Regions from separate parts of the Homo sapiens genome. Here all the other regions are linked to region 1. The links are chromatin contacts, found by Hi-C or POLR2A ChIA-PET in ENCODE. All regions are on one chromosome and are shown on one strand. The core of a region is the stretch at or near the end of the contact, and the rest is flanking DNA. Distances in the headings are between cores, read along the strand shown.

Region 1 (4,493 bases), core at 1,449-3,948:
CCACCAACATCACCATCACCACCGCCACCACCATCAGCATCACCACCATCACCACCACCACCATCACCATCACCACCACCATCAGCATCACCACCACCATCAACATCACAGCCACCATCACCATCACCACCATCAACATCACAACCACCATCATTATCATCACCCTATCCTCATCCTCAACCTCAACACTCCTGTATTTGTTTCCTTCCTTACGGCTGAGGAACACATCACTACAAACCTGGTGGCTTACAACAACACAGATGATTCTCTTGCTGTTCTGAAGGCCAAAGGTCTTCAGCAGGCTCGGGGAGGACCCTTCCTGCTGCTTCCAGTTTCTGGCAGCTCTAGGTGCTCCTTGGCTCGTGGCTGCATCACTCCACCCTCTGCCTACGTCTACACACAGCTTCTCCTCTTCCGTAGGCACTTGTGATGACATTTAGGCCCCACTTAGGTCATCGAGGGTGACCTCCTCCCAAGATCCATAACTTAATGACATCAACAAAGACCCTTTTTTCCAAATAACGTCACATTCACAGGTTCCAGGGATTAGGGTGTGGACATATTTGGTTGGGGGGTGCACCATTTAACCCACTACAACCACCACCACCACCAGCATCGCCATGGTTGCATCAGTTAAGTTCTAGAAAGTACCAGGTCAGTCCAGGGCCCTCACCTGCGTCATGGCCTTTCTTCCTTAAGACAAACTCAGAGCAGGCTCTGTTATTTATTTATTTATTTATTTATTTGACGGAGTCTCTTTCTGTCACCCAGACTGGAGTGCAGTGACGCAATCTCTGCTCATTTCAACCTCTGCCTCCCAGGTCCAAGTGATTCTCTTCCCTCAGCCTCCCAAGTAGCTGGAATTACAGGTGCCCGCCACCACGCCCAGCTAATTTTTGTATTTTTAGGAGAGATGGGTTTTCACCATGCTGACTCGGCTGGTCCTGAACTCCTGGCCTCAAGTGATCCGCCCTCCTCATCCTCCTAAAGTGCTGGGATTACAGGCGTGAGCCACCACGCCCGGCCCAGGGTCAGTTATTACCCCCATTACTTAACACATAAAGAGGCCAAGTCTTGGAGAGAAGAACTCGCTGGCCCAAGGCTTCGCTGAGAAGGAAGGATTTGAACCCTAGCACTCTGGCGACAGTGGCCCCTGACTGACAGTTGTCCTGCCCCCAGCCCCAAACTTCTGATCATACAGATAATTCCACAGATGAAAGAGTGGGGCAACCAGCACCTGAATGGAAGGCACAGCGCCACGGTCCCATCTAGGCTCTATCACCAGCTGGTGGCGCATCTTAGCCCCATCTCCTTCCCCTCTCCAGGCCTCAGTTTGCCCAACTGTAAAACAAGAAGTGGGGGTAGTTGGTCTGGGTAATCTCCGAAGTCCTCCCAGATCTGGGGTTCTGCAACACTGGGTGTCTACTGTCATTTTGTCACAAACTTTGCCCAGGGCTCCGACTCTCGCATCAGCTAAACCCTCTGAACCCACCACCAGCTCTGCGTGGACGGTCAGCCTGTGGGGTGAGTGCTGGTGACTCGGCGTGGAGGGAGGTATAGGCCTGCCCGATGCCTGTCCGTATCTCAGGGCTGGGAACCTCTGTCTTACACTCCACAAGCGCTGGGGTGGGATGGGGTGGGAGTGGGGTGGGGTGGGGGTGGGGGTGGGGTGGGGATGGAGGATGCTCTTTCTTCTTGGAACCAGTGACTTTGGTTCACACATTCAGGGAGGGCTGTGCAGCTGAGAGCGGCTGGTGCTGGGAAGAGAGCTGAAGATCACTTTATCTTGAAAGGGCAAAGGTCTCCGTGACCAAAGGCTAACCGCATGTCCTTGGAAGAGAAAAAGAAAAAGAAAACATGAAACAGGCTAAAGGGGTCTCTGAAAGTTGTTTCCAAAACCTGGGTTGTTCACTAGGAGTTGCTTGTAAGTGTAAACACTTTTTTATTTTTATTTTTTGAGATGGAGTCTTGCTCTGTTGCCCAGGATGGAGTGCAGTGGCATGATCTTGGCTCACTGCAACCTCTACCTCCCAGGTTCAAGTGATTCTCATGCCTCAGCCTCCCTAGTAGCGGGGATTACAGGCGTGCACCACCACGCCTAATTTTTGTATTTTTAGTAGAGACTGGGTTTTGCCATGTTGACTAGGCTGGTTTCAAACTCCTGGCCTCAAGTGATCCTCCTGCCTCGGCCTCCCGAAGTGCTGGGATTACAGGCGGGCCGTGCCCGGCCAACATTTGTTTTTCTGAACCCATGGTATGGTGTGCACTGCAGAGGCTTTTTCCTCTGGCTTCCCTGTCCAGAGCAGCAACTGTATGCATTTGAGCTGATAATGTCCAAGAGTGGGGAGCTGAGTTAGGAACAGAATCACAAACTTTAATTAGCAGGATGACATTAACATCCCAGCAGGGGCTTGGGGGCGTCCTTCAGGCCCATCTGATCCCGGTGGACACCTCCCCACAGGACCCGCAATCTTGGGACACTGGAAGCCAGGCGCCCTTTGAGGGTGGAGGGAGGCCACCCACCTCCCCATGTGGCCAGAAATTGCATGCCCCGGCAGCCTGCCCTGGCTTGGTTCAGCAGGGCCCAGAATGTTCTGGTCTTTATCTGGTTTAGTTTTAAGTGCTTCCAACGGCAGCAGGGCTGTTCCACCACAGTCCCCAGGAAATTGGTCCGTGTAGGACGGAGCCTTCCCGAGAATGAAGTCATCTGTTCCTTTTTTATTTTTTGTTGCCTTTCTCCTTCAACGCGAGTCACCGGGCCTCTGCAGTCCCTCCCCGCGCCAACGCGCCCCGCCGCGGGGCCCGGACGGGGTGGCGGGGGAAGGGGCGAGGAGCAGGGCCCCGGGGTGCGCGGCCGCCCGACGCCCCCTGCTCTCGCCCTGCCCCCCGCCCCGGCCCCCGCCCGCCGCGGCCTGAAGGTGAGCTCCCGGGGGGCCGCCCGAGCTCCGGCGCGGCCCGCTCGGCAAACAATAACAGTAAATAACGCTCCCTTGTCAACGTAATAAAAACGGAAACGGTTACAATGTTTTTTAATAAGCGTCCCCCATCAATCTCCCTCCCCCTCGTCCCGGGCCGTGGGCACCGGGGAGGAGGGGGAAGGGTGGGGGGCACCGGGGCGCGCTGCTTGGGGGACCCGGGGTGCAGGAGGAGGACGCCCGGGGGAAGAGGGGAAAACACAGCAAGTGAGAGACGAGGGGGCGCGAGCGGCCGGGGTCACGCGCGCCAGCCGAGCCGGGAAGCGGCCGCGGTGAGTAACACCGTTGCCATGGCGACGTGGCCACGAGGAACAGGAAGCGGCAGAAATAGCAGCCACCGCGGCCCGCGCCGCCCGGCCCCTCCCCCCAGCCCGTTGCCACGGAGACCGGGCCAGAGCGAGGCTGCGCGGGCGGCCGCGGCCGCCTGCGCCCCAACCCGCGCATGCGCAGCGGGGCCTGGCCCACGAGGGCGTCGCGGGTGTGTCCCGTCGCCGCGCCGGGGCCACCTGGACCCCCAGACCTGCCCCTGCCGCCCGCTTAGGTGGTGGTTCGGGGGCCGGGGGAAGGAAAAGCCAAATCGTTCCTTGTTTGCCTTTGGAAAGCCGCCCTGCCATTGTTCCGGGCGGATTCCTTGGTTTCCAGGCGCTGTAGGCCAGGAGAGGAGGGGGCAGGAACCCCGGCCCAGCGGTCCCAGACGTTTTCGAAGCGACAGACCCTGGGCCCAGCGCGGGGACGCGGAGGGGACACGGGCTAGCAGCCCTGCCCTCCGGAGCTCAGGCCCAGTCCGGGCTTCCCAGGCCCCGGGGCTGCCCTCCCGGAGCCCGACCTCCCCTGGGGGTGGGGGTGCTGCCCCGGGGCCCCCTTCCTGGGTTTCCTGGTCCTTTTGTTCACGTATCCCCCTCCCCGGATTGAACCAGCAAAGAGCACAAAGCAGAAAATACATCCTTGCCGCCCGCAGGCTCCCTCATCCCGCAGAAAACTCTGAAACAGTCCACACCCGTCCCAAAGTTGAGAGAAACCTGGACGTTTCATAAACAAAACCCGCCCTCCAGCAGCGTGTTTATGTGGAGGCGGCCTCGCGTGTCTGAGGCTGGGGTGTGTGTGCTCGTGTGTGTGTGTACGTGCGCCGGGGACACGCGATCATCTCTCAGGTGTTTGTGGAGAATTTTTTTTCTCTCCAGATTTTGTTTGGTTTGTTTTTAATAAGGGTCAGAGGTCTGGGCTTCTGTGGGGAAGGGGCAAAGGTCATCTCGGATGGCCAGGCTGGGAGGTCCTAGGGGGAGGGGTCGCGGGGCCTGGGCTGCCGGGCGAGGCGGGAGCCGGTGGGAGTCAGCGGGGACAGGCTCCGCGAGCTGCTCCTGGGGTATGGCCCCAGAGAGGACCCGAGCCAGGACTGGGATCTCTCTCCCCTGAGCAGGGCAGCTGTCACTTCCCCGGCCCCTGTCCTGGCCACACTGGCCAAGAGAGAAGGCAAGCGGAGTGGCCCCGGTCTCTGGGGCTTTCTGCATTGGAAAGGGG
Region 2 (4,442 bases), core at 1,469-3,968, 210 kb before region 1:
TGAAGGGCTGGCTGTGTAGCATAAGTATTACGTTCATTGTAAATAAAGAAACTACTAATACAGGGGCTTATACAGACAGAAGATTTTGCTTTAGCCAATGATAAGCCTTCGGTGGGTAGTCGGGTTGGTGTAGTAACTTACAGATGGCACGGCCACCCCTGCTCTATCTTCCCTTTCACTGTCTTCAGTGTGGAGGCTGTGTCCTCACAGTTGCTGCCTCATGGTCACAAGATGGCTGCGGCACCTCCGGGCCTCACATCCATGTTCCAGGCAAGAGGAAGGAGAAGGAGCAAAAGGCCGAAGAGCAAAGAGTGAGAGGGCCTTTTCCTTGCCAGCTCCATCTCTTTATTCAGAAAGGGAATTGCTCCTCAGGGACTTTTGTTCTAACTTACTGGCTAGATCTGGGTTACATGGCCACCTTGGACAGCAAGGAGGCTTGGAAAATCGAGGTTTTCTTTTGTTTGTTTGTTTTGTTTTTGAGATGGAGTTTTGCTTTTGTTGCCCAGGCTGGAATGCAATGGTGCAATCTCGGCTCACTGCAACTTCTGCCTCCCGGGTTCAAGTGATTCTCCTGCCTCAGCCTCCTGAGTAGCTGGGATTATGGGCCCCTGCCACCATGCCTGGCTAATTTTTTATATTTTTAGTAGAGATGGGGTTTCACCATATTGGCCAGGCTGGTCTTGATCTCCTGACCTCAGGTGATCCACCTGCCTCATCCTCCCAAAGTGCTGGGATTACAGGCGTGAGCCACAGCGCCTGGCCCCCAGAAAATCAAGTCTTAAAATTTTGCTGGTCTCTATAGTAGAAGGAGGAAAGGGAGAAGAGCTTGGGTTGACTTTTGGGGTGCAATCCTAAAGGCCTGCAAAGGCCCGAAGGAGGGAAGGCCTTGGTGAATTCTGGGGACAGAAAGCCCCAGGGGTCAGGGGCAGGGGTCAGGGTGAAGAGTGCAGACTTCATCTGGAGGACCGCAGGGAGCCATGGTGCGTTCAGATTTGCTGAAGCTGCTATTTAAACTGAGCACTGGAGACACGTCACCGAGGGAGGCCCATTCCCTGCTCACCTCAGAGACTTGACGGGGGCATCCTCAGGGCTCCGATGAAGCCCTGATTCCTTGGAGAAAGGCTTGCAGCCCCTCTCCTTCCTGGATTGCACACCTCCAGCCCTGGCAGCCTGTCCCCTGGTTGGCACCCAGCAGCAGGCCACAGATGGCTTCTGGCTGTCCCATGGCGTCGCATCAGGGCATGCAGCGGATAGTGACTCACACTGGCACCTCTTCTGCTTGGAAAATGCCCTACACATCCATCATCTTTGGTTTTTCTGCTAGAACGATGGCATGAGGTGGGTGTATTTTTCACTGATGGGGAACAGGCAGAGACGCAAGCTCCCTTGCTTGAATGAGGACTGTGCTCGCCCTGCAGACTCTGGAAGAAGGGCTCCATGCTCAGCCCGCACTGGGCATCTCTGCCTGCCTGCTCAGGGTAGAAGGGCCACTCTCTTAGGGATGATTCAAGGGTCTTGGAGGCCCTATGCGGTCAATCTTGTTTTCCTGCCACATCAAGGGAGTGTGCAATTTTCGAGGCCCCGAGCCCTGTGTTTTCACTGAGGGCAGACATAGGGCATTCGCTGTCTTTGCCCGTGGAGCTGTTCCTCACACTAACCATGCAGGGCTGGGTGGGAGACATGTATGGGGGGTGGGGTGGGGTGGGAGGGGGCCAAGAAGACATGTAAGACCCGGGGCCCTGTCCTTGGGAGTTTAACATCTGGGTGGGCCTCCTTGGACCAACTTCCTCTGATCTGCTTGTGACTTCGGGAAAGTCCCTTCCTGTCTCTGGGACAATTTTTTTTTTTCTTTTTTTTTTTTTGAGACAGAGTCTCGCTCTGTCGTCAAGGCTGGAGTGCAGTGGCATGATCTCGGCTCACTGCAACCTCCGCCCCCTTGGGGCAAGCGATTCTCCTGTCTTAGTCTCCCAAGTAGCTGTGACTACAGGTGCGCACCGCCATGCCTCCCTAATTTTTGTATTTTTAGCAGAGACAGGGTTTCACCATGTTGGCCAGGCTGGTCTCGAACTCCTGGCCTCAAGTGATCCACCCACCTCGACTTCCCAAACTGCTGGGATTATAGGCACGAGCCACCACGCCTGGCCTCTGGGCCAATTTCCTCATCGGTATAATGAAGGGGTTGGCAGGGCTAGTTCTGAATTTTCCCAACCCACCCATAAAATTCACCCTTCAAATTCTAAAGATTCCATTCCGTGGTCTAACTCTGTGTGTCTGTCCTTGGTTCCAAAAGTCCCCGTCCTTGTGGCCCCTGTTGTTTTGGACCCATCACAGGTAATTATGTATTTGTGTGATTAAACATCCCTGGCCTGTCTCCCTGCCTGGGCTGTGTGCTCAGCAAAGAACCATGCCTGTCTCTGTCTTTGTCCTTTAAGAGATCAGCACAGGGCCTAGCGCATAGTAGGTGCTCACTAAATACTGTAGCAGCTGGTATTGTTGGGAAATGATGCTGGGAGAGGCTGCTGCTGGAGAGAAGGGAGCCACCGACCGCCCTGCAGGCAGTCAGCGCCCTCAGTCCCTTCCTCCTCGCGGGCCGCAGAGGCTCCCCTTTCCCCGAGACGATAAGAATGCCCAGACGCCCCAAAACCCAGGCCGCGCCCCTCCGGGTAGAACTACAGTCCCCAGAAGGCCGCGAGGGGCGGAGCCACCAGCGCCCGCCCCGCCCGGGCCCGCCATGCCGCACAGCATCATGGGAGTTGTAGTTCAGGCCCTGTCCCCCGGGCAGCCGCTGGCGCGGACGTTCGCGGAGCAGCCCGGCGCCCGCGCGGCTCACGGGGCCCTAGGACCCCTCCCCTGGGGGACCTCCACCCTCCGCAGGCCTTTTGAATTAATCCTACTGCGCCGGGGACCCCAGGACAGTTCTGTCGCGTACTCCCGGGACCCTTTAAGGGGCGGGGCTGGGATCCTGCCCCACCCTTGACTCCCCCACCCTCCTCTCTCAAACATCACCCCGGGCGCTTTAAAACGCTTGATCTCGCTGGAACCTTTTCGGTCTCCGTTAGCCACACCTTGATTGTCGAGTGTGTGTCTGGCCCTTTGGGGACAGCGCTTAAAGTCGGGGTGGGCGGGGGAGGGGATCACCGACATTCAGTCTTGAGTGACACACCAGATGACCCCACCGGAGAGGAGGAGGGTGGCACAGGGGCCTGACGGACCTGGGGTATGGGCAAGGCTTCCAGGGGCCGGTGACATTCAGACTAGGCCTGGGTTGGCCAGGGCAGGAGCAGGGAAGGGTGTTCCAGTCAGAGGGAACAGCATGAAGGAGGGCTTCGAGGCTTTAGGGGAAGCAAAAGAAGGCCTGGGAGGCTGGCAGGCAGAGAACGGCTGGGGAGGGGCCGCTGGGAGGGGTGGAGAGGTGAGTAGGGCCCGTGGGAAGCACCTGGCGAAGAGTGTTTCTGATCCCCAAATCCAGTATGCGTGCCGGGTTCTCGGGCAGAGTGGCCAGGCGGAACGTGACCAGGGTTCAGTGGCAGAGCCTGGAACCAGCCTGGGGGTCCTGCTTCTCAGGCCCCGGCGTGTCCTTAGGGGAAGGGGAAGGAGACTTCCCAGGGCAGGGCTGCAGCAAGAGCTGGCACAATGCCATCCTCAGGGGGCACAATGCCCCCTCAAATCCCAGAAGCAAGGGGTTTGAGGAGGGAGTATGGGATATATGGGGAGGAGCAACATCCCTGCTGCTTGGAGGGGGAAACTGAGACCCTCACAGATTTTTGCTGAGTGAGCTTCTGTGAGGTCCAAGAAAAATCTTTTCCTCCCCGGCCTCTAGCTGTCAGGAGCCCGCCATGAAAAATAGGGGAGGGTCATTTTCACACCCTCCCCCATTCCAGATGTGGCAGGAGCAGGAAGGATTTGTGCCAGATGTTGGGGTCTGCGGGCCCAGCAAGTTGCCTGGGGCTCTGCTATTGAAAAGTGAACCTTAACTGGGTTGGCTGCGCTAGCGGTGATGGCCGTGAGATCCTGGGGGATGTGCTCCGTGGCCCTGGTCATGTCTGAAGGGAGAGGCAGGGAGCCCAGGCCTCACTGTCAGCAGCACCTGACTTTTGCTTCCACGGTCACCCTGGCAGATCCTTCTCAGCCTGCTTGACTCAGGGCATGACTTCCCTGCCTGGATCCCAGGCTTCCTACCCTGCCCCTCGGGCCCCTGGACTTCTCCAGAGTGTTCTGGACACGAGTGGTCCAGCAGAAATGAAGCTCCTTACCCCACTGAAAACGTCGGGTGTCTGTGCCCTGGGTGAGGATGGCACCCAGTGTGGCCTCATCCCCCAGATCAGAGGCCTGGCTCTGCTGGGGTTTGTCTTTGATTAATAAAAAATGGGGAAGCAAATCAATTAGCCCTTCACAAATGCAACTCAGATGGCAGGAAAAAAAATCTCTCATGATGCTTGGGG
Region 3 (4,745 bases), core at 589-3,088, 150 kb before region 1:
ACCTGTGGGTCATACCTGGCTAATTTTTGTATTTTTTGTAGAGATGGGGTTCCATTATGTTGCCCAGGGTGGTCTCGAACTCCTGGGCTCAAGCAATCTGCCCATGTCGGCCTCCCAAAGTGCTGGGATTACAGGCGTGAGCCACCATGCCCAGCCTCAGCCTTCCTTTTCTTTCTTAGTGCAATGTGCAGAGTATGATGAAATGCATTTCTGATTCTAGATTGTCCAGTGCCTTCAGATTGGAACAGGTAGAAGGTGAGTGAAACTGGATTGAATATAAGCCCAATCCCGGGAATCACTTTGAAAAACAGGGGTGTGTATTTTAGTTTAAGTCCCCAGGAGCCTATTTTGTGGCCATTTTCGAAAATCAAGATCCTTAGTGTGACCCTATCTAACTGGCCTTCCATAGACGCCTCCCTTGCCGGCTTCTGGACCACACAGACATTGTCCTTGCACGCATGCCCAAGCTCCTTCTGGCCTCCAGGCTCAGAGCACCCACACGCTGTTCCCTTTGCCTGAAATTCTTTTCCTCCACTCCTCACCAGGCTAACTCTGGCTCAGTCCTCAGGTCCCTCTTAAAGGTCACCTCCTCAGGGAGGCCTGCCCTGCCTGCCCCTCCCCCAGCTCCTTTTTATTTCCTACGTGCTCATGGCTCATGAGTTTTCCTTTCAGGGCATTTATGGATATTTGTGGCTGCGTGTTTGTTTGCCTGTTTATTTCTTTAACGTCTGTCTCCCCAGCCAGACGGTGACCTCTTTCAGGACAGGAATGTTTTGTTCACAGTTGTAGCCTGGGTATCTAGCACAGTGCCTGGCACACAGCAGACTTACAGAAAACTGTTGAATGAATGAATGAATGAGTGAATGAATGAAGGAGTGCATTTCCCACTTCTTCCTAAAAGTGAAACAGATTTCAGCTCATTGAAACTCCTGGCTAGGGGGTATTTGTTGGTCTCAGGCCCTGCTCTGGGCCCTGGGGAAGCCAGGTAAGAGGGACGCGGTCCCTCGGTGCAGCCATCTGTTTCTGCCTCCATTGAACTCTCTCAGGCTTACTTAGAAACAGAGGTTTTTGAGAATCCATTTTCTCATTTCAGATTCTCCTCCACGTGGAGTGGGAAGTCGGCAGGTATCATCTCCACTGCTTCACAAGATGCTTTTTCCCAGAGAGGCAAAAACGCCCGTGAGGGTGACCCGGCTGGGAGGCAAACCCTGTCCTGCCCCCAGCTCTTGGCACTGTAACTTTCTTTCTGCCCCTGCACCCAGAAATGCTCATCTGTGTCTACCTCCGGGAACTCAGCAGCCTGGATGCTGCATGAGACCCTGAGGGACTGCAGTACCATCTTCCCAGTTTGTCGACAGGCACGTTGAGGCAGGTACTGGGATCAGGCTTGGGCAAATGAGCCTCTGAGAGGGTGGATCCTTCACTTACGAATGAGGTCCTTCTTTCCATAGGAGCAGGAAAAAGGCCGTTTGTCGTAAGGGTCACTGCTGTTACTGGTCACCTCTGGGTGCGAGTCCTGGGCTAATCGCATATCTTGCGGGACCCTGACAACTCCCCCATTTATCAGATGAGGCAAAGCAAGGCTCAGTCACTTGCACAACGCATATCGCTAGTAAGCGTTGCTGGTGGGATCACACTCAGCACTTCATAGGCAAAGAAAATCCCAGGAGTGCCGAGGAAACGCTGTCAAGATGTCAAAAATACGCGGTAAGACGTCAGCCCGGTGAGCATCCTCCGCACTGCGGACCGCCCGGGGTCGGGGTCACCCGGGCCCCGCCCCGAGCTTGCTGTCGTATCGGCCCCGCCCCACCCACGCCCTCCCGGCCCCTCCTGCTCCGGGCGCGCTCGGCTCCGCCCCCACGGGCAACACGGCCTCCCATTGGCCGCGGTTTCCATGGTTACGCGGGCCGGCGGAGCTGCGGGCTCCCAGACACGTGTCCCCGGGAGCCGCCCAGAATTTGACAGGGGACCATGTGCGCGGCAGCGCGGGAGCGAGACAAAGGACCGGGGGAGGCGGGGAACGAAGCCGGGCGGAGGGGTCCGCGTGGCCCGGGCGGGGATGGGCCCCGCGCTTCTCCTGCGAGCAGGGCACCCCCTCTTCCTTTTTATTTTGAAGGAAAGGGAAAAAAGGAATTGCTACGGAAAGAGAGGTGGGAGAGGAACCCAGTCAATTTCACCTGCTCCCCTTCCTCCAGGAAGAATCGGGTACGCGGGCATCTGAGAACCCGCAGGGTTTCTGCTTATGCCTCCCGGCCCTGAGTTTCTAACCCCACATTGACCTCAGACCTTGAGGTTTAAATTCTGTTTCTCTGTCTTGTTCTAGAACCGAAAGCTTAATAAGTGTGGTTGTTTTGATATTCGAATCATGAGACCCAAGGCATCGTAGGGGACCTCGCCTGCATCCATTCGCCTATCCATCCTACAGCAGCGACTGCACCCCTGATTGTGATGACGAATGCACCCCCATCCTTGGGCTCCGTGCCCACTGCTGGGCTGGGCTGCTCCCTCAGGTGCGGCAGCCAGAGGAGGTGTGGACTCCCATCCCACGCGTTTATCCTCCTGCAGCCTCTCGAGCTTGGTGGCATAGCCGTCCTTCCAGTCCCCAAGCCAGATGTCCTTGATGCCCCTTCTCCCAGCCCCATCCCCATCGCCAGTTGTATCAGTTTTCTATTGCTACTGTAACAACTCACTACAAATTGAGTGGCTTAAAACAACACACATCTACTCTCTTACAGTTCTATAGGTCAGAAATCTGACATGGTCTCAGAGGGCTAAATTCAAGGTGTCTGCAGGACAGTGTTCCTGCTGGAGGCTCTTGAGGGAGAATCGGTTTCCTTGCCTTTTCCAAGTATAGAGGCCGCCCACATTGGCCCCCTTCCGTCTTCAAAGCCAGCAATAGCTCCGAGTCTTTCCTCCCTAGCATCGCTGTGACGCTGACTCTCCTGCCTCCCTCTTCCACATTTAAGAACCTTGTGATTACATTGGTCCTCCCAGATAATCCAGAATAATCTCCCCATCGCAAAATCAGCTGATTAGCAACCTCAATTCCACCTGCAACCTTAATTCTCCCCTGTCATGAAATATAAGAAGGAGATCCATATGTTCCGGGGATTGGGATGCAGACATTTTGGAGGCATTGTTCTGCCGACCACGCCATCCTGACAGTTTTACCTCTGGAATCTCTGCAGTCCACCTCCGCCTCGCCATTCCTGCACCACTCCCTTTCTGGTTACCCGCTATTTTCCCAAGATGCCTTCAGTAGCACCTATCCACTGTTGTCATCTCTCTAACCTCCCTCTGTCCACAGTCCCCTGGGCCCCCACTCCAAGACAAAGATGCAGATGTCGCTACTTCCATGGCACTGTCATCTGCAAGGGAGCATCCTAACTCTCCTTGGGCACACACAGGCCCTCAACCTGCCCTACCCCATTGGTTCCTCCGGATCCATGACCCCTCCCACCCTCCGCCTCACACCCCTGTGCTCCCTTAATAGTAAATCACTTCTGGTTCTCTTAAGATCCTGGGGCATTTGGTTCTTCCTGGCCTTGGCCTGTGTGGCTCCCATTCTCTGAACTGTCCTGCCCACCTTTATTCGCCTCCCCCAGGAAGCCTCCCTGACCCCCCAGACCCTTTCATTGCCCTCCCTTGGAACAGAAATGTGCTTTTCACTGACTGGATTGGCCCAAAGAGATCTGAACTTGAGGCTGCCTCCTCATGTCACTGAGAGCCCTCTGGGGTGGGCACTGTGCCTTGCTTGCCTCTTTGGTCATAGTGCCCAGCATGAGATTGGTCACATAGTAGGTGCTCAATGAACTCAGATTGAACTAAACTCAAGGACTTGGTCGGGGGGTGGTGGTGGTGAGAAGACCAGCTGGGCTGCTTGGGGAAGTAAAGTATAAAGTTGGATGGAAAAGCACGAGGACCTTGGCTCTATTTCTGGTTCTTGGGGTGGAATAATAATGACAGCAACACCAATGGTGGCTGGCCCCAAAGGTCGTCCCGTGCCAGGCATAGGCTAAGTGCTTTATGAGAACATTATCAATCAATTCCCACAACAGCCTTAAGAGGTACCAACTTTATCAGCATCCCCATTTTAGAGATGAGGGCCCTGAGGCTGGGCCAGGAAGTTATCTTGATCTTGGCTGTCCCTGATTGGAGGGGTGGTGGGAGTTGGGGACGGGCGGCTCTGGCAGAGACCTGCAGGGAGGTTGCAGCTGGCCTGGCCTCTGGAAACAGCCACCTTAATGCTCTGCCCTGAAGCCTCTTTTTTTTTTTTTTTTTTTTTTTTTGAGACAGAGTCTCGCTCTGTCACCTAGGCTGGAGTCCAGTGGCATGATCTCAGCTCACCGCAACCTCCACCTCCCAGGTTCAAACGATTCTTCTGCCTCAGCCTCCCAAGTAGCTGGGACTACAGGCACATGCCACCACACCCGGCTAATTTTTGTATTTTTAGTAGAGTTGGGGTTTCACTATGTTAGCCAGGATGGTCTCGATCTCCTGACCTCGTGGTCTGCCCCCGCCTTGACCTCCCAAAGTGCTGGGATTACAGGCGTGAGCCACCGCGTCCAGCCCCCCAAGCCTCTTCTTTCCTCACTTCCTGTTCTCTGTCCTCATTATTCCACCAGTCTATTGTCATTTTTTTCCCCTTCCCAGCCTGCCCAGCCAGGATATGCGGCAGGAGGTTCATTTTTGAAAGTATAAGAAGGGCCGCCGGGAATGAGTGTCTCACGGGGACAGAGTGTGCG
Region 4 (4,486 bases), core at 1,519-4,018, 180 kb before region 1:
AGTGGGAGTGCAGGGTGGAGGAAGTGTTGACAAACATTAGGATTGCCCATTGCTCTTGGGAGGATGCCCAGATTTCTGTGCAATCAGCCTCCCATTGTCTTTGGGTCTTAGTTTAAATGTCACCTCCTTGGGGACAGTGTCCAGATTACAGCCAGGGCATCCCCAAAGAAGAGTCTGACTGGTAGCTTTGGGGTTCCATGGTGTCTGCCCTCGGTCATGTGACACTGATGAGCTGCTCTCTCCTCGCCCTTTTGGCTTGTGGTCTGCTTTCATTTTTCAACTCACTGCTGTAAAATAAGGGAAAAATGCAATACAATGTTTTGATAGTTCCCACTCATAACCATTGCAGTCAAAGATGCTGATGAAGACCCACAAACACAGGGAGAGCCGTTTGCAGGCCTGGTTCAGAGGGAAGAATTTTACTAATTCTACCTCTTACACCCTCATTCCAATTCAGGGAGGTAGAGACCATCCTTATCCCTACTTCAGGGTGGGGGCTGTCAGGCAGAACCAGGCCGTGTCCCGGCTTGTTTGGTCTCATTGTAGGCACTGTTTTGACTTTCCAAGTCTGTCCACTTCCATGAAATGGGCGAGTCATAGGTGCAGAGATCAAGACTCCAAGAGATTGAGTTGTGTGGCCAAGGTCACCAGATCTGGGACCCACCCTGAGACTTCACCCCTCACTGCTTGTGCCACCAGCCATCTCATCTTTGCTCTCTGGCTTCCAGCCCCTCTGCATCTCTGGCCAATGGTCTGAGAGGTGAAGGGACACGTGTCCCCTCTGGGCTGAAGCACAGAAGAACCAGAGCTGACTTCCCTGTAGTCTGTTCCCCTGTTCTAGTGACTGAGAAGATCACTTGTTCCAGATGAGGAGCTACAAGATGGTGGAGCCCCTGGCCTGGATCCCTGTGTGGCCATGTGGAGCAGAGCAGTGGCCATATAGCCTTCATGAGAGACAGACTTCTGTTATGTTGATCCACTGAGATTTTGAGGTTGTTTGTTCCTGCAGCAGAGTGTCACGTAGCATGGCTAACACAACACTCTCCCACCTCCAAGGTGCCTACTCACTATGTGTGAGAAGATGGGTGAGCACCGTCCACATCCTCCACCTGTGCGGATCCTCAGGAGGTGCTCATGGCCACTTTCTGGAATGGCCTGAGTGAGGCTGAGCCATACAGCTGCACAGGATATTCTGGCTTTTGCTGACGTGGTCTCTTGTCCACGCTGGGTCCTTGGCAGGGCTTGGGCCCTAGGCTGGCAAGGCTGCTTCCCTTCTCTGCTGGGCCTCTCTGAACCTGGCAGAGCCACCAGAACCTGGGCACAGCTGGGGTCCCTCCTGTGTGCACCCCTCTGGAGCCAAGCCCTTCCACAAAAGTCCCAGCTGCTGCTGGCAGGGTGGAGGGACATCTGGGCCACACAAGCCTTGGTGCCTCTGCCAGTGCCAGAAACCAGGCATCACCCCACAGCTAATGTAGGCCTGGTTGGCAGGGAACATGGCCTGCTGGGAGCTCGTGCCTCTGGGCCTCTCCAGCCTCATCCCTGCCCACCCTGCCCCCACCCCCATGCCATCCTCTGTCTTGGATCCTTTGCTCCAGCTGTTCCCTCTGCTGGAACACCTTTCCTGCCCGGCCTCCTTTCCCCCAATCTGGACGCCTTCCTCACCCTGGAAAGGCCCTTCTTCCCTCTCCCATTGCACTATGCCACTTGGACATGGACCCTGTCACTTGGCTGTGTACCCCTTGGTTGGCTTGCCCATCTGTTCTACGAGGGTATGGTCCTCGAGGGCAGGAACTGTCCCACTCTTGGGACTGAGCCCTGGCTTGGCCATGCATGGCGTGAGTGGAATGAATGAATGGACGCCCGCTCTGCTTGGGAGACTGCACCTGTCCATTAAGCACCTGCTCCAGGCCAGGCCCGTCACCACCCCCACCCCCCACTGTGCTCGGGCTCCTTTTGGGCCACCATGAGCTCATGAGGTCATCGCATAGGCTCATAAAGTTGTTGTTATTGTCGTTGCTATTTTTCATCCCTGTCTTAGCCTGGTTGCCCTGAAAACAGAGCCTGTGATGAAGACTCAGGTGCAAAAGGGAAGGGCTCCGAGGGGGCTGTGTGAGGGGGTGGGAGAGTGAGGCTGAGCAGGAGAAGCCCATGTTAGGGTGTCATGGGGCTGGTCACCACTGTGGGCAGGGTGGCCTCCATCCCTACTGGGCCCCTCCAAGGGGTATATGGAAAGCAGCCCTCATCCCTCCAGCGTCCCAGCCCTCGTTGGTAGAGGTTGCCCTGGGCAACCCCGAAGTGCAGGCCTTTGGTGAGGACTCCCATTGGTGCCCCTCACCACTGTGTTGTCAGGGGGTGGGTAGGGGATGCAGAAAGTGAACTGAAGGACACACAGTGGGTGCAGGGGGCCACGCGCCTGCTGGGGTCTGTCCCCTTCCTGGAGCTTGCCTGGACGCAGTGATGAAGCTGCAGGCATGTGACACATTTGCTTCAGCTCCCATTCTACAGACAAGTCAACTGAGGCCCAAAGGTGAGGTCATTGGAATAGTGCCTACAGTCACTTTAAGGATGCAAAAGTGCTTTGAAGACTGTCAACTTCATTCTTTCATCCTTTCAAACCACATCCTGTTGCTGCAGGTGGGGCACGTGAGAAGCTCACATCCCTGCCCCAGCAGCTTAGGTCCTGGGGGTGGGACTGTGGGTGCTCACGATCCTCAAAGCTGCAGTGCCCAAGGTTAGGGAGCCACTGCTGCTGCGGGGCGGGGTCAGGCAGAGCCAGGCTGTGTCCTGGAGCCATCGGCCCCGTTGCAGGTGCTGCTCTGACTCTTCAAGTCTGTCCTCTCCCATGAGACGGGTGAGTGACAAGGCTCACCTTACACGGCAGTCTAGGGGGACTCAGTGGGTCTTTGCTGAGATAAGTGTGCAGTTGGGAGTTCTTGGAGCTGGGCAGCCCTGGGGCTGCAGGGACAGGCTCTGGGGTGGGTGGGGAGGATGCTGGGTGGGCGAGCAGACTCTGGGGGAGGGCAGACCCCGTGCCAAGGACTTTTTGCACCTTTTCCTATTTCACCCTCCCAGTTGCCCTGTGAGGCACACACGTGATCATCCCATTTTACAGATGCAAAGGAAAAGTGGCTGCGAGGGCCAGCTGCTTGTTCAAGATCATGCAGCCAGCAGTGGCAGAGCTGGGGACAGAGCCACGGCTGCTTACCACGAGACCACGGGCCTCATAGTGGAGGCCTCAGTCCCCAGCACAGTTCCTGAGACACAGGGCTTTGGAATGACATGGTGTGTTCCTGGGGGCTAGGGGTCCTGGGAACACGGGGCAGCCGGGGGTCCTACCCAAAGCCAAGCCTGTGTGTGGTAGGGGCTGCTTTCATTCTCTTTCCCTCCCCTCAACCTCCCCCCTGCCCCCGGCCCCTCCCCACAATCATTTTTTCTGCTTGCCCTGCAAGGATGTAGCCCAGCGGCTGTTTTCAGCTCTGGAAGTACCGTGCCTATAGACAGCGCTTGGCCAGGGCCTGGTTCTGGGGCCCCTCCCAGCCCTCTCCCCTTCAGATATTGAGGTTCCTCTTCCAAACGCTGGAGGAGTCCAGGGGCTTGCTGCCGGGCCAGGCCTGATTCTAGCCCACCTCCCTCATCTCCAGTCCTCACCTCCATCCCTGCCCAGGTAGTGAAATTTTAAACAGGCACATTCCTTCTGCCCAATTTTCATTAATTGGATCTAAAAGGGTTTCTATTTTCTCCCTGAACGCTGATTGATCCTGCCGAGGTAAACAGCACCGCCAAAAACAGGGAGGGGGGTGCTGCCGAGGGAGGGAGACGGGATAACTAATGTTACTTGACATTTACTCAGAGAGAGGAAGGGAGGAAGGGAGGGAGGGAGGTGAGTCACACGCCAGAGCCTCAGCCCCCAGATTCTGCAGAAATGAACAGCCATGAGGCAGGCGGGAGCGAGAGGGCTCCGAGAAGCTTCAGTTCCCCCAATTTTGCAGGCTTCAGGGACCCCTGGGGGTTCTCCACTCCTGGGAGGAGAGGGTCTCTGCGTCCTTAAATGGCTGTGCATTTAGCTCTGAAGGTGGGACCCCTGAGGACGCAGGCAGGCTGAGCTGATGGCTTTTCTGTTTGTGACACGAGAGATTCGAGTATATGTGAATGTATCTCTCCCTGGGGGAGCTCTTTGCAGGTGGGGGGTGGTGGAGGTGGCAGGGAGGGTTGGTGCTTGGTTTCTCCCCCTGCCAGAAAAACCCAAAAGCTCTACCCAGCAATCTTTGTCCCTGGCTGCCTCAGTTTCCCAACTTGGTGCTCTACCCACTAGAGTTTATAGGAGGCATAACTGTGGTTTGGGAACCTCGGATCAAGGGGAAGATGACAGGTAACCAGGGCTTGCTCTCTGTACTGGGATGGAAAAGCTCTGGCCCCACCATTACCACCTGTGACAATGGCCTACTATGTGCAGGGAAGTCATCTCTTCAATTGTTCAACAAGTGTT

What was found. A loop is a pair of places that touch in the nucleus more often than their neighbours do. ChIA-PET counts read pairs that join two places held with the same protein, here RNA polymerase II (POLR2A). Pooled maps may share reads with other maps.
Region 2: a loop to region 1 is called in a map of CD8-positive, alpha-beta T cell, with 27 times the contacts of the local background. The contact joins two enhancer-like sites. A Hi-C loop is called at or near these places in 1 of 168 maps with a recorded cell type or tissue (CD8-positive, alpha-beta T cell), 1 of 37 single-sample maps with no recorded cell type and 11 of 50 pooled maps. POLR2A ChIA-PET finds 5 or more read pairs at or near these places in 3 of 52 experiments (B cell, activated CD4-positive, alpha-beta T cell and activated T-cell).
Region 3: a loop to region 1 is called in a map of heart left ventricle, with 2.4 times the contacts of the local background. The contact joins two enhancer-like sites. A Hi-C loop is called at or near these places in 3 of 168 maps with a recorded cell type or tissue (CD8-positive, alpha-beta T cell, Right ventricle myocardium inferior and heart left ventricle) and 12 of 50 pooled maps. POLR2A ChIA-PET finds 5 or more read pairs at or near these places in 2 of 52 experiments (activated CD4-positive, alpha-beta T cell and activated T-cell).
Region 4: a map of CD8-positive, alpha-beta T cell shows a loop between it and region 1 (3-fold over the local background). The contact joins the promoter of IER5L-AS1 here to the enhancer-like site in region 1. A Hi-C loop is called at or near these places in 3 of 168 maps with a recorded cell type or tissue (CD8-positive, alpha-beta T cell and naive thymus-derived CD4-positive, alpha-beta T cell), 2 of 37 single-sample maps with no recorded cell type and 8 of 50 pooled maps. POLR2A ChIA-PET finds 5 or more read pairs at or near these places in 3 of 52 experiments (CD4-positive, alpha-beta T cell, K562 and activated CD4-positive, alpha-beta T cell).

What each region holds. Positions count from the first base shown.
Region 1 is chr9:129,410,498-129,414,990 of GRCh38, forward strand. No RefSeq gene overlaps it. Among named protein-coding and RNA genes, the nearest start is that of LINC01503, 76 kb to the left of the region's middle. RefSeq lists silencers at 2,937-3,016, 3,037-3,206, 3,317-3,526, 3,667-3,806 and an enhancer at 4,388-4,493. Within about 2 kb of position 2,699, at least 41 of the 41 ENCODE cell types and tissues checked have a DNase peak (open chromatin) inside an H3K27ac peak, as active enhancers do; they include B cell, CD4-positive, alpha-beta T cell and CD8-positive, alpha-beta T cell, where a contact is called at or near this core.
Region 2 is chr9:129,200,218-129,204,659 of GRCh38, forward strand. All of the region lies in intron 1 of LOC105376289 (a long non-coding RNA gene), which reads left to right. Among named protein-coding and RNA genes, the nearest start is that of IER5L, 24 kb to the left of the region's middle. RefSeq lists an enhancer at 2,573-2,867 and a silencer at 2,621-3,030. Within about 2 kb of position 2,719, at least 29 of the 41 ENCODE cell types and tissues checked have a DNase peak (open chromatin) inside an H3K27ac peak, as active enhancers do; they include B cell, where a contact is called at or near this core.
Region 3 is chr9:129,256,678-129,261,422 of GRCh38, forward strand. IER5L-AS1 (IER5L antisense RNA 1) reads left to right here. Exons shown (of 7, transcript NR_187590.1): 3 at 221-255; 4 at 1,094-1,125; 5 at 1,652-1,707; 6 at 2,117-2,205; 7 at 2,324-3,920. Among named protein-coding and RNA genes, the nearest start is that of IER5L-AS1, 23 kb to the left of the region's middle. RefSeq lists a silencer at 1,747-1,796 and an enhancer at 1,930-2,468. Within about 2 kb of position 1,839, at least 4 of the 41 ENCODE cell types and tissues checked have a DNase peak (open chromatin) inside an H3K27ac peak, as active enhancers do.
Region 4 is chr9:129,233,461-129,237,946 of GRCh38, forward strand. IER5L-AS1 (IER5L antisense RNA 1) reads left to right here and starts at 2,769. Exons shown (of 7, transcript NR_187590.1): 1 at 2,769-2,851; 2 at 3,113-3,282. RefSeq lists an enhancer at 3,650-3,944.